Linked DNA regions of Homo sapiens: region 2 is linked to region 1. The links are chromatin contacts, found by Hi-C or POLR2A ChIA-PET in ENCODE. All regions are on one chromosome and are shown on one strand. Each heading gives the region's core, a stretch centred on a gene start or an enhancer-like site at or near the end of the contact. The rest is flanking DNA. Distances are from core to core; before and after follow the strand shown.

Region 1 (4,846 bases), core at 620-3,119:
AGCCTGGCCAATATGGTGAAACCCCGTCTCTACTAAAAATACAAAAATTAGCTGGGCGTGATGGCGCACGCCTGTAGTCCCAGCTGCTTGGGAGGCTGAGGCAGGAGAATCGCTTGAACCCGGGAGGCGGAGGTTGCAGTGAGCCAAGATCGTGGCACTGCACTCCAGCCTGGGCGACCGAGTGAGACTCTGTCTCAAACAAAAAAAAAAAAAAAGAAAGAAATTCTTAAAGACTGTCAAATGTCAGCATGCAGTTTGGCCCTAACCACAGCTCTTTTCTCTGCAAAGGAGAAAAAGGCAAAGCCCATAACATTGCTGGAAGAGCTGATGGACCATGGAAGCTGTTGTGGAGAAGCTTCACACAACTAAAGAAATAGCCCTTAATTTACAACCTGGGCTGACAGTTTGTTTCAGGCTGACTCAACCCACCCGAACAATCTGTCTCAGCACACCGAAGTGTCTCATGCCAAAAGATCCTAAGAGGGCTGGGCAACTTGGAAGGGATGAGACACAGGCCCAGATGGTGCACATCTGGCCAAAAATTAGAAAGAGAAAGAAATCAGCCTCTCAAATCCACAGACAGGTGTTCGGGGCTTCCCAGGAGACCTGCTTATGAAGGGCAACGGGGATGGCTATGGACTGGTGGTTAGTGAAGGAACAACAAAGGTTTCTGAGACTTGCGCAGGTCAGCGGGAACCAAACAGGTGGCAAGAGTGGGCTGCTGTCCACCTTCCCTTGACAATGGCGTCATTTCGAAGACCTTTAAATTATTTAGATTGTTGTAACCAAGACATCTTTAATAATGCACCAAACAGCAGGCACCAGGTTGAAATCAATTAGACTCCACCGATAAATTATAAGGGAGAAATTTACAGGAGAATGGCTCTGGGGTAGGGACTGCAGGTACACATGCCTGCCAGAGACAATTATATCAGGAACCAAATAGTTATTGCTTTGTCATTTAAGCAGCAGAAAAGATGGCCAGGTGCTCCTAAATTAGAGCAATAACAAATAACTAAAATGAGGAGGCCTGTTCTGGGCAGGAAGGCTTCTGGGTGGCCAAGAGAAAAGACAATGGAGGTAGGAACAAATGTCATTTGGGGGATATCTAGGATCCGGATGCACCCTGCACTGGGGGCACCTCGCGCTTCTTCCAGGAGTTTGGGGCCAGTGGGGTAACAGGTGGTATCACAGGGGTTTGTCTCCCAGAGGATGACAATCTCCTGGAGGTGACTTCAAAGTTTCCCTTTCTAGGCAGGACGCGGTGGCTCATGCCTGTAATCCCAGCACTTTGGGAGGCCGAGGATCTCCTGAGTTCAGGAGCCTCAGACCAGCCTGGCCAACATGGTGAAACCGTGTCTCTACCAAAAATACAAAAAAATTAACTGGGCGTGGTGGCGCGCGCCTGGAGTCCCAGCTACTCGGGAGGCTGAGGCAGGAGAATCGCTTGAACCCGGGAGGTGGAGGCTTCAGTGAGCCGGGATTGCGCCACTGCACACACACCAGGCTGGGCGACAGAGTATGACTCCGTCTCAAAAAAAAAAAAAAAAAGCAAAGTTTCCCTTTCTAGTACAGGAAAAGCCCTAGGGAGTCCTGGCTGGATCTCAGGCCCCCGAGGACGCAGCCACGCCGCGTGCCACGCGTCCATTGGGAGCACGAAGAGACACCCGCGTGGTCACCCCGCCAGGGCTGCCTAGGCGCCGCGTCCCGCCCTAGGCCGCGCGGGGGCGCAAAGCGCAGGCGCACTCCCGCCGGGCGCGGACGGCTCCGGGCCGCCAGGGGCCGCTGTGGCGCAGCCGGGCTGGCCCGCGCTGTCCCTGACGCGGATCACTGGCCCCTCTTGAGCACGGCCTTGCCGGTTTGGCGGGGTGAAAGGTTGCGAAGATGGCGACGGCCTTGAGCGAGGAGGAGCTGGACAATGAAGACTATTACTCGTTGCTGAACGTGCGCAGGGAGGTGAGGCCAGCGGCTGGACGCTCTGGGGGCTGAGGCCGAGCCCGGTCGTTCGGGAGGGCCGGGCTGGCGGTGGCCGCCCCACCCCCGCCACGGGAGGCTCGGGTCCGTCGGGGAGGCCGCGTGACCCCGGCGACGTGCACGCCAGCCGCCCGATGGAGGCGTCCCCACCGCCCAGACCCTCCCGCCGGGGGTTCCGGGGCCAGCCTCCGCCCCAGCTCCTGAAGGCCAGTGCGCCGCGTGCACTGTGTCCGGGTAGGGCCAGAGGCCCCCGCACGCTCAAGAGGAAACGGGGGCCCCGAGGAGGCCACCGTAGTGGGGTTAGCAGTCCTCCGAGACCCCGTCTCGCGCTCAGCCCACATACTCGTCCTGGCTGAGGGGCTGTGTCATCGCCCGCCGCCAGCAGGATGGCGAACTGAGTCTCACCCACCAAGGTCAAGGCCACTAGGGAACGTCCTTAGGGCTTTTTCCGGTTCCCGAGTCTTTCGTGGGGACGCTCTGCCTCTGAAGTGGGTCCAGCCTCAGAGGCATGCGTCTCATGCCCTCTTTCATTCCCCTGGACCCGATGTCCAGAAATTGCAGGCAGAGCCTCCGGGACACAGACCCTCGGCTCGGAGGCTGCAGATTAGGAAGAAGCCCTAGGCCAGAAAAGTGGTGCCCTAACAACAGCTTCAACATTCACACCAAGCACTTGTACCCTGTCTCCTCAACGAATAAAAGATAACATGAGAGAGTCTCACATAGCCTGGCAGTAGTAGGGCCCCACTACACTCCTTTGTTCTTGACTAGTCTGGAGTTGAGATAGGTGTGAAGGGCGAGAAGGCTTCCAGGGTCAGGTCATGAGGTGGATCAGTTTCTTTAAGCCGATGGGTCCAGACTTTTCAGCCCTGCCAGAGAATTCCTAATTCCATCTCTCAGGTTTTCCAGTGGTAATGAAAGCTAGCCAAGTTTGGCTATGCTAACCAAAGCGGGTTCAGTGTGTGTTGTCAGTAAATATTAGTCTATGTGATGTTAATAATACAAACTTATCTTGTGTGGGACCACTATGCTGAATGAACTTTGTACTGTTATCTCATTTAATTCTGAGGATAGCTCTTAAGGTAAGTATTATGATAGCCCTTGATTTACACTTGAGGAAACCAAGGCATAGAGAGATTAAGTAGTGTGTCTAAAGTCACACTACTAGAAAGTGCAAGAGCCTGAACTCAACCCAGGCAGTCTGACTCTGGAGCCCAGCTTGTGAGCTCCATGCTAGTCTGTCACCTTACCTTACCAGTCCTTGGACTACAAAGCTGCTAGTTCTGGTACTGTATCCTTGAGTGTCACGCGCGTCCGTGTGAAGAGACCACCAAACAGGCTTTGTGTGAGCAATAAACCTTTTTAATCACCTGGGTGCGTATGGGCTGAGTCCGAAAAGAGAGTCAGCAAAGGGTGGTGGGATTATCATTAGTTCTTATAGGTTTGGGATAGGCGGTGGAGTTAGGAGCAATTTTTTGTGGGCAGGGGGTGGATCTCACAAAGTACATTCTCAAGAGTGGGGAGAATATTACAAAGTACCTTCTTAAGGGCGGAATATCACAAAGTACATTATCACAAGGGCGGGGAGCGTGTATTGTCATAAGGCCAATTGACCAGTTAGGGTGGGGCAGGAGTAAATCACCATGGTGGAATATCTTCAGTTAAGGCAGGACCTGGCTATTTTCACTTCTTTTGTGGATCTTCAGTTGCTTCAGGCCATCTGGATGTATATGTGCAGGTCATAGGGGATATGATGGCTTAGCTTGGGCTCAGAGGCTTGATACTGAGCACCTCATGAAAGAATCCCTCGAATGTATGGGCCACTGTACTATGAGAATGTCCAGTGAAATATCTTTGGGAATTGCAGATTTTGTTAGGCTGCCATAGGGCACCTGGGGGTTCTTGTTCTCATTAATCAACACTTCGGGCTAATCACTCCTTTTTTTCCTTTTTTTTTTAAATTATACTTTAAGTTCCAGGATACATGTGCAGAACGTGCAGGTTTGTTACATAGGTAAACATGAGCCATGGTGGTTTGCTGCACCCATCAACCCATCATCTAGGTTTTAATGGGCTAATCACTTATTTAGCCTTAAGTCTCTTTCCCTTTAAATGAAGATGTCTGGCTAGTTATACTTTTTTTCCAGTTTTTAGAAGTCAAGCAATAAATGAAGCCAGCCTTTCTGAAATCATTCGTACTTAGTCTGGGTTGTCAGTAATTGAGCAGCCATTTATCAGGCGTACTGAACCGTAGGCAGCTGCTGCAGATGATCAAGCAGGTCTAGAGTAATAGTTTTAGCCAGAGTCCTAGGTGAAGATTTTGTCAAAGGTATACCTTGAAACTGCTGAAACTGTAGAGCCTGTCATTGTTTTTGGACTTACGGATGGGAGCCAAAGAAATTTTGTTTGTTTGTTTAGAGACAGGGTCTCACTCTGTTGCCCAGGCTGAAGTGCAGAGGTGGATCATGGTGCACTGCAACCTTGACTTCCCCGGGCTCAGGTGCTCCCACCTCAGACTCGCTAGTAGCTAGGACCACAGGCACATGCCACCATACCCAGCTAATTTTTGTATCTTTTGTAGAGACAGGGTCTCTCTGTGTTGCCCAGGTTGGTCTCCTGAGCTCAAGCGATCCTCCCACCTCTGCCTCCCAAAGTGCCGGGATTACAGGCATGAACCACCATGCCTGGCCAGGCCTGTCACTGTTATTAGACTTAAGGATGAAGTATATATAAAAACATAGATATAAATATTTATATATAAATATATATATTTATATATATAATTAGACTTCACCCAGGCTGGAGTGCAGTGGTGCAGTCGTGGCTCATAGCAGCCTCGACCTTCCCCGGCTCAGGTGATCCTCCCACCTCAGCC
Region 2 (4,599 bases), core at 363-2,862, 120 kb before region 1:
CCTGACTCAAAATTTCTCACAAGCTTTGGCACATTTAGGTCAAAGTTACAAATTATTCATCCCAGGCTTTTTATGCTACATAAGATCCCCAATATACAAAGGGTACACATAACTAGGTACTAAGGAGCTGCACATTAAAACATCAAAGACTTAATTTGCTCCAGTAAGTCACAGTTGAAACAACTTTTCATGATATAATAAGGTTTTATAACACTGAACTCAGAGTCAAGAGTCCAAGATCTGGCCCAGTTCTGCTACTTTCTAATTGTGTGACCTTGGGTAAGTTACTTAATAGTTTCAGTTTTCCCAAATCAACAAGATTAGATTATCTCTAATTCTTCTCCAGACACAAATCCCTATAAAATTTACTGTCATTAAATAACTTAATAGGCCTTACAATTAAGCAACCTTACATAAGTATACAGGCATTGGTTAATAATCTTAAAAGTGAAATACAACAATATCTTTTTCCAGTTATTTACTACGGCTTTGTTCAGTACAGTCTATTTTTTTGAACAGATGAAAAACATCAAAGAACAAAAAATATTTTCTAAGGTCACAAAATCCTCTCCAAACATTTTTCATCTGATTAACACACTTCTTCTCAAGGAAAAGATCTTAAAAGGAAAATATTGGGCATAGAAATAAAGTCTAAAAAATTTACTACATCATATAGAAAGATTTTATGGAGATGAACTTAAGAGAGTTTTGGCATACTAAATCTTTTTTGGTCCATGAACTACATAACCAATTGAATTATAATACCCATCCTCTATTTCTATAAGCAGTATAAAAACTTTAAAAACCTAAAAACTGACTGCTTTCAAGAATTTCAAATTTTAATTTAATAGGAAAATAAGATTAAACCTTTCAAAAAATCTTCCTGTGAAACCAAAAGGAAACTGTTCAACTAAAAGAAAGTTCATAGAAAGTTCTGTATGAATTACACACTATAAAACCTCGGTAATCTTATGTGCTTATGCTCCCTGCACTTCATCCTCCCGAGGGAGGTTCCACGGGCCATAAAACTTTAAAGCAGAGAATACCAGATCACGTGAGCCTTTACCTCCCTTCTCTCTTCCCCTAAAGTACTTTTATTTCCATTTTTTAAAATCCCCCATGATATGTACAATTCTGAAAATAGAGGTGAAATTCTAAAATCTATACTCAATTCAAATATTCAACATTTACAGGTACCTTTTATGAAAACGGCACTATACTGGTTGCTCAATGGATGGGCTTGCTCTGAATTGTATATGAATAGCCATATCTCTGAGAAAGCTATCAGTTTGAAGTACAATTCTGAACACTTACGAGCAGAGTTTTAAACCCCAGCTTCTATGTTTGTGATCACAATCTGATGTTAATTTTCTGTTCTTTTAGCCTCTTCGAGGAACCCAGCTACTGTGCGGTATATAAAGAGTGTGCGTGTGTGTGTGTTTGTGTGTGTGTGTGTGTGTGTGTGTGTGTGTGGTATTTATGTAATAAAGGTACTCTTCTCAACAGCACAATTAACTGCTATAGAAAAGGCTTCAGTCTTCCACTCTGATACCAAATCAGGCAGTGGTAAATGTGACCAAAGGGCAGGGCTGTGTAAGCACTCTCTCAATCTAGTTTCTAAACATTACACTTTACACGGAGGTGTGGCCACAGAGTCAAAAGGAACAGGAATATGACTGGCCAGTGGGTTCCCCTTGATCAGTTTTTAAAGTGTACCATTTCCAGAATTTTAGGTTCACGCTGAATATAAACTGGATGTTTTTAAGAAACATAACAATGGGTAAATTTTCCTACTACATTATAAGGATTGCGAGTTTAATACTGAGAAAAGAATTACTGGAATTTCAAATAGGCAAAATGTTAAAACTCATATTTTTAAATTTCAGTGTTTCTACAGGTGAAGTGGGATACAGAGAAACTTTGATTTTACACTGGAAAAGAACTTTACATGGCTATACTGCATAAAAATCTGTTTTTAAATTAAAATCTGCTTTTTAATGTTTTGGGATAACTAAGAATGATAAAATAACTAAACACATGCACCAGTTTTCAAATCCTAATAATAGTATCTTGAGTGAACAGTAAAATTAAGGCATATACTGGTTTCCACTGCATTATTCAGTATTCAATACAAATAGTTGAACTTTGACACTGAAAAGTGGGAGTGTCAACCAAATGACAGTAAAACACTTCATTATCATTATCTAACAAAATATATGTGTATGGTATTAGACTTTACAAAATAATTTTCTAACCTACTTCACAATAAAAAAATAACTAGTGAGGCTCTTGAAAATGACAGATGATTTGCTTGACTGACAACTCTAATTCTAAAGAACGAACCATCCTTTCTAGTCAACCTACAAGGTGTAGTATAATATAACTTTCCAATATGCAAAAAAATGCTCATTCACTTAGACAAAAAGCAGAATTACTGTTTTCATGTTTTGTTTCAAAAAAATGAGATTCACATTGCCAAATCCTTTACTTAAATCCAAAGAAATGTATTTGACCTTTTCCTTCGAAAATTCTGTGACTTCTGCCAAGGTAAATTATAACTATATTAACTAATCTAGAAATGATACATTCATTTTACTTTGATTCATAATAAAAAATAATGTTGGTTCTATGAATAATGATGAACACTGTTATTCATTCAAGTTGATTACGATTAATCTTTCAAACTCTAGACCAAACTGTTCAAACAGTTTGGTATAACAGTGTATCAAATTGCTAAATCTTATTGGGAATATCTTTGATCAACAACATGGAGTAGTAAAATCAAAAGGAAGCTCTACAATTTTCTGTTTAGCTCTAATTATTATGTGCTTAGATTTAATTAGTAGGATAGGAACTGAAAACATAAACATATATTGTTATATTCAAGTCAGCATAATGCTCACAGCAGCAAATACAGCCATTACTAACCTAAGGCCTTCAAATCACCATATATCCAAAATACATATTAATTAAGCACTATGTGCCAAACACTGATCTGATTTTGCATTATTCTTTTCCAAAGTCTCCAAAGTGAATTAAACCCAGTAGTAATTCTACAAAAGATTTTTAAAAGGTTAAAGAAACAGAAACTAACAGCTTTTTAAGTAGAAAAATATAATTAGTTTTGCTATTTAACAATCCCCTTCTTGTTCTTAGAGTTGTGTGATGATCAACTTACCGCTTCTATTTTTAGGTAGCCCAGATTTACCTTTTTCCTGTTGATCATATTACAAAATCTCGGGTCCAGGCTTAGGTCAAATCATAACTCAGGTTCAATAAACTTCTCACTGTTTATCTACATTTACATTTTCAATCTAAAAATATGTATGAGGGAACAGATAAAGTGAGGGCACAGCAGCCCTGTAAGCCATCACTTCAATTTGGGTTTTGGGACATTCTCTCCTCCTCTACTTCATTCAATTCCAACTGGAGGTACATGTGATTAAGTAAATCTATTTTCCATTATTTATTAGGGAGTAAGCACTTGTGGGACTCTACTGTGTATCAGGCACCCAGAAAGGATCTTACATTGCACTCTTTCATTTAATCCTCACGATAAAACACAAGGGCTTAATTACTCCCATTTTACAGAGGAGGAACATGAGGCTCAGATTAATTTGCCCAAGATCCACAGCTGCTGAGTGGCTCAGCTGGGATTCAAACATGACCTGTGGCTTTTCCCAAAATACCACACTGCTCCTACTCTAAGTCACCTGGTATTGGACACTAGAATTACAGAAGTGTTGTATTAGTATCAAACATTTGTTAAGTGCTTTGATTTCTCCGTGTGATTAAATCTTTTGCCTTTTTTCATCTCCACAGAAACTTTATGAGGAGAGCATTCTTTTTGCTACCCCAGAAGGATTAAGTAACTCATCTAAGATCACACAGCAGTTAAGTGCAGAACCCAGGTCTTCTGAGTCCGGGCTGAAGGCTGTTTCCACTGTACTAGATGATAATTACTGCCACTGCCAAGCCCACCCCTTCCTGTAAGTCAAAAGCTTTTTCAAATCCTACCTTCTATAGGTGGCACGGTGTTGAGAACACAGTAGGTGCTAGTTCCGCAGAATACACTTTGGGAAACGCTCTAAGGAAACAGAAAATAAAATGTAAAACTAATCTTTCAAAAAGATATAATCTGGCTCTTCTGTGATATTCCTGCCAAGATGCAAAACCTGAATCTAATCATGAGGAAACATCAGACAAATCCAAATCAAGGAACATTCCACAAAATGACTGGCCTGCAATCCTCAAGAGTGTCAAGGTCATGAAAGTCTAAAAGGACTGAAAACTCTTCTGTATTAAGAGATTGAAGAGACAACCAGTTATGACCCAAGGTTCTGATTAGATATTTTTCTACAAAGGCCATTGCTGGATCAACTGGCAAACAGCAACAGGACTTTAGGACTGGAGAGTAGGAATGTCTCAGTGTTAACTTCCTGGTTGTGATTACTGTTCTTGTGGTTATGGAGGAGAATGTTCTTGTTTGTAGGAAGTACATGATCAAGTATTTGAGAGTGATGGAACTTATCAGCAATTTATCCTCAAATGGCTCAGGGGGAAACCGTTCTTTGCACTGCAAGCTTAAGGCTGCTTCAA

What was found. Hi-C counts contacts between places; a loop is a spot of excess contacts on that map. ChIA-PET counts read pairs that join two places held with the same protein, here RNA polymerase II (POLR2A). Pooled maps may share reads with other maps.
Region 2: a pooled map shows a loop between it and region 1 (2.8-fold over the local background). The contact joins the enhancer-like site here to the promoter of DNAJC11 in region 1. A Hi-C loop is called at or near these places in 2 of 50 pooled maps. POLR2A ChIA-PET finds 5 or more read pairs at or near these places in 2 of 52 experiments (HEK293 and endothelial cell of umbilical vein).

Annotation. Positions count from the first base shown.
Region 1 is chr1:6,698,839-6,703,684 of GRCh38, reverse strand. DNAJC11 (DnaJ heat shock protein family (Hsp40) member C11) reads left to right here and starts at 1,869. Exons shown (of 16, transcript NM_018198.4): 1 at 1,869-1,956. The coding sequence starts at 1,885. RefSeq lists a silencer at 1,633-2,082.
Region 2 is chr1:6,819,669-6,824,267 of GRCh38, reverse strand. CAMTA1 (calmodulin binding transcription activator 1) reads right to left here. Exons shown (of 23, transcript NM_015215.4): 2 at 4,018-4,087. Among named protein-coding and RNA genes, the nearest start is that of CAMTA1, 37 kb to the right of the region's middle. Within about 2 kb of position 1,612, at least 5 of the 41 ENCODE cell types and tissues checked have a DNase peak (open chromatin) inside an H3K27ac peak, as active enhancers do.